Linked DNA regions of Homo sapiens: region 1 is linked to region 2. Evidence: chromatin loops called from intact Hi-C (ENCODE). Cell type or tissue: B cell. All regions are shown on one strand.

The links. A loop is a pair of places that touch in the nucleus more often than their neighbours do. Peaks named below come from ENCODE experiments on the same cell type or tissue, not always from the same donor. Only the 100,000 strongest peaks of a DNase experiment are listed, where the experiment ranks them.
Region 1: it touches region 2 in a loop (8-fold over the local background); 15 of 110 quality-filtered maps call a loop at or near these places.

What each region holds. Positions count from the first base shown.
Region 1 is chr12:41,263,097-41,265,596 of GRCh38, forward strand. All of the region lies in intron 3 of PDZRN4 (PDZ domain containing ring finger 4), which reads left to right. Among named protein-coding and RNA genes, the nearest start is that of PDZRN4, 76 kb to the left of the region's middle. In B cell, a CTCF peak has its summit at 1,374; no DNase peak of the experiment used is centred here.
Region 2 is chr12:42,331,263-42,333,762 of GRCh38, forward strand. All of the region lies in intron 1 of PPHLN1 (periphilin 1), which reads left to right. Among named protein-coding and RNA genes, the nearest start is that of PPHLN1, 6.3 kb to the left of the region's middle. In B cell, a CTCF peak has its summit at 1,218 (motif pointing left); a DNase peak (open chromatin) is centred at 1,239; H3K27ac peaks cover 1,039 bases.

The DNA of each region.
Region 1 (2,500 bases), 1.1 Mb before region 2:
AAGTCTCAAAGCAAAAATAATGTGTGTGTGTGTGTACACACACGTACATGTATCAATGAGACATATAAAATGAATTAGTCATGCTGATACCTTTTTTTGGTGGTGGTGGGGGAATGTACTGATAAAGCCTTTTTATCAAAATGTATCTTGTATTCACTTAAAGAAAATGAAAATAGTTGGGCGCGGTTGCTCATGCCTGTAATCCCAGCACTTTGGGTGGCCGAGGTGGGCGGATTGCTTGAGGTCAGGAGTTCAAGACCAGCCTGGCCAATATGGTGAAACCCCGCCTCTACTAAAAATACAAAAATTAGCCAGCATGGTGTTGCATGCCTGTAATCCCAGCACTTTGGGTGGCCAAGGCGGGAGGATCACTTGAGGTCAGCAGTTCAGGAACAGCCTGACCAACATGGTGAAACCCTGTCTCCACTAAAAATACAAAAATTAGCTGAGCATGGTGGCATTTGCCTGTAATCCCAGCTACTCAGGAGGCTGAGGCAGGAAAATCATTTGAACCTGGGAGGCGGAGGTTGCAGTGAGCCGAGATCCCACCACTGCACTCCAGCCTGGGCAACAGAGCAAAATTCAGTCTCTAAAGAAAATGAAAATAGAGTCTATCAATAAGTTAAAAGCAAAATGTTGGTAGAAAATAAGAATTAGCAATCACATGAATTTTTGTGCTTATATTAAATTTAAAAGCAAGTTACTAGTATAAACTATACAATAAAATATTTATCATATATAATCCCACACCTTAAAATACAAGAAGGAGGCTCCTCCTTTCCCCTTGTATTGATAATAGGTTTACATTTATCCATCAACATGCTTTTACCTCTGTGATCAAAGGTAAAATCAAGCTGTGGCCCAAAACTGACTCCATGAAAAACACACCCTTGACTTAACTTTTTGTCCTTTCAATTTCAGCAATATTTGAAAATATAAAAGTATAGTTAACAATATGTGCAGACTTATAAATTTACCAATTTAAGGAAAGAGAAAAAACCTATGGAAATTCTATCATTTAGCTGCCATATAATTACTTAAGGCTGTAGGTACAATGAATACATTGTTATTTATTTATATGATAACAAAATAATGAAAACATTGTATTGGCAGAGCTAATTATTCTCTAATTGCAAAGACTATCAAGTGACTTTGGCTTTATGAAAGTAAACTTCAACCTGAGTGTATACAATTTACAAAATTATGACATTGTTTTTTAAAATCATTATGAATAAAGCATCATACCAATAGTAGTTAGAATTGAACTTAGTCATAGCTCTTGGAAATTTGTTATCACCTTTGAAATATGTTCTTTTTCTTATTTTCTTTTTATCATGTAGTGGTTTGTAGTGGTTCAAAAAATCCATTAGAGGGCAATATAATATTGCTCTGAAGCTGAGAAAATATACTAGTGAAAGAACAGAGTATTACTCTGCCTCTCTGAGTTTTGAAAACAGCATTCTTACCAAAAGGAATTATTTAGTTCTGTTTTTTCATTAGTGTTTTATTTTTCTGAAACACAAACCATCAGCTGAATTTTAATCTTTTATTTATATTTAGAGCTGTAAAATAAATTATTCTAAATTTGAATTTAAATCTTGCAGGTGTATATTTAACTTGATAAATACAAATAGATGGTGCAGTAAATTTCCTTCTACAATTGTATTGTAGAAAACCTTTTTCAGAATGAAATCATGTCATTTGAAGCAACCTGGATGCAGCTGGAGCCATTATCTTAAGTGAATTAACGCTGAAACAGAAAATCAAATACCACATGTTCTCACTTACAAGTGGGTACTCATGAACATAAAGATGGAAACACTAGACACTGGGTACTCCAAAAGTGAGGAGGGAAAGAAGGAGGAGAGAAAGGAATGAAAAACTATCTAGTGGGTACTATGTTCACTATTTGGGTGACGGGTTCAATTGAAGCCCAGACCTCAGCATTGCACAACATATCCATGTAACAAACCTGCACATGTACCCCCCAAATCTAGAATAAATTGTAAAAAAACCTTTTTGTCCACAATATAATGTCAAATGAGTCCTTAAAAGTGAATAACAAACTTGCTTGGAATTTAAAAATTTAGAGATCTACATGTATAAGTGAAGAAATCCTGGGCTTCTTTTCAAAGTTGATCATTTATATTAAAGGACATATATTTTACATGCATGGTTTATAAATGCAAGACTTCTACTGGATCATCAACCCAAGTTATATTTCTAAGTTTGAAAATACACCTGAACTCATGTAACCAGTTTATATAATTTAACATAGATTTAAAGTTTTATTTAATTCAAATATAATTAAGAATTAATATGTTGTGGATATGGTTTTACCTTAAGAAACCATTCTATGTGACACCAGAAACACAGCAAGGACCGATCTCAAATCCTGTCTTAAATCCTGCAGGTTAGATTAAAATATATTGCATCAAAAAAATTGAGCATTTAAGGAAAACACTAGGCATTAAAGAACTACATTAGGAGTGCTGCTTTC
Region 2 (2,500 bases):
TTATCCTGAGTGTATTTAATAATGGAAACTGACTAGATTGGAATGCAGAGTTACTATAGCCTAAGTTGCTACTATAACCAGTTTGGTTAAAATGAAAAAACAGATCCATTATCTTGACTTTGGATTCAGAGTGTTAATGGTTTGACAGAAGGATATTGCCTATGACTTTGTTTTCTCAATTTCCATGACACTTTTGCTTAGAGTGCAAGTCCTCCATAATCTCTCAGCCCTCAGTTGAAGTTAACATAACAGTGGTTGGATAGCCCAGTGGAGTGCTCTAAGAAAGGCTTCTTTTCTTTCTGGAATTAAATATCCCATGATGGTATATTAAACATACCGTCTTCATTGAATATGGCATAAGAGAAAGAGATTTTTATAATCCATAACCAGTTATTAGCGCACTTCTGAATGAAGCTTGTATTCTCCACACTGAGTTCTAATTCTGTTCTTTGCCTAATTGTGATGTAGAGGGTCCTTCTATTGTTCTGTTGATTCTTCAGTTTGAATATCTTGTTGGCTTAGATAACTTTTCTGGAGTACCATCGAAACTGCACTGATATGAGGAGATGTAGTGATGATGTGGCAGGTAACATGATCACTCACTGGGAGTCTGAACACCTTTGTATAAATGTAACTGATTGGTCAATTTCCTAAGCCTGGATAATATCATAAACAACATATGCCGCTAATCAGGAAGCTTGCTGTACTTATCAGCTATTTTTAAATCCTTTAAAAATTACAAGGTTCTAGCATGGGGGCAACATAGTAAGACCATGACTTGATAAAAAATAAAATTAGCCAGGTGTGGTGGTATGCCTGTGGTTCCAGCTACTAGGGAGGTTGAGTCGGGAGGATCACTTGAGCCCAGGAGGTCAAGGCTACAGTGAGGTGTGTTTGCCCCACTGCATTCCCGCCTGGGCAACAGAGTGAGACCTTGTCTAAGGAAAAGAAAGAAAAAGAAAATTGCAAGTTTCCATTTGAATATAAGGTGATATTAGTGTATTCTGTCTTCTAATTACCATAGGAGATGGTAATTTTCATCATACTAAACTATGGAGGTATTTTGAAGTCATTGTTTACAATAACAGCTAAAAACAACCTTAAACATCTAGTACAATCTCAGAGATAAGGATAAGAGAGATGACCTGCCCAGCTCTCAACTGGCAAAATTCTAGACTAGACTTCTAGGACTAGAATTCTGTTATTATAATTTTGTTCTTATGAAACTTGGGTGGCCTCTGGTGGCCAAAATGATATCTTCTATTTTCAAGAGTGTGTTTGAAGCGAGTTTGGCCTGAGAGTTCTGTTTATACAATTAATGAAGATTTAATTATTTCTCTATATTGGTTGGTTTATACAGACACAAATCTTTACGTCTGTATTTCCCCCCCTTACAGGAAATTGTTGAAAACGTTAAATTTGATTCCTAAAAGGACTCAAGTAAGTATAGTATAGTAGTATTTAATATAGTAGTTATTGTTACATTTTTTGTGGGACACCGGTAAATTTTAATATTTCAGTATTAAACTACATACTATTTCTTTAGAACTCTTATTGTTTATTTTTCTCATTTATTACAAAACCTTATTTTTATTTACATTCTCCTTTAGTATATTAATTTACATTCATCATTTTTATCATCACTTCACATGTTATGCTTATTGAATGATTTTCAGGAACTTTAAAAACAGTTACATACTTTTGTAATACATAATAGTATATATACATTATGCAGTAAAATATTCATCCTCTGCCCAGCTACCTAGTTCTCCCCAGAGGCAATTGCTGTTGCATTCTCTTGTTACTCCCAGGAGTAGTCTGTACATATGCATATATATTCATACCTGGTCTTTTTACTGTGCTTTTCTTTGCTTAGCAGTATATCTTGGCAGTCTTTTCATATTGTTACTGGGGTTACTTTTCTTTGAAATGGTTTGCAAAAATACTCCTTTTGTATAAATATAATTGATCAATTTACAAAAGGAATACAAAATATTCCTTTTGTATAAATGTAACTGATTGGTTCAGCAATTTAATTTGTGCTATTTTGATGGATATTTTAAGTTCCTTTCAATCTTTGCTATGCAAGTGTACAAGTATACCTAGAAGTAGAATTGCCAGGTCAAAGCATATGTGTTTTTAAAATTTTAATAAATATTGCCAAATTCTTCCCAATCTGTACCAATTATACTTCCTTTTTTTTATTTTTTATTTTTTATTTTTATTTTTATTTTTTTTGAGATGGAGTCTCACTCTGTTGCCCAGGCTGGAGTGCAGTGGCACAATCTTAGCTCACTGCAAGCTCCGCCTCCCGGGTTCATGCCATTCTCCTGCCTCAGCCTCCCGAGTAGCTGGGACTACAGGCGCCCGCCACCACGCCCAGCTAATTTTTTGTATTTTTAGTAGAGACAGAGTTTCACTGTGTTAGCCAGGATGGTCTCGATCTCCTGACCTCGTGATCCGCCCACCTCGGCCTCCCAAAATGCTGGGATTACAAGCG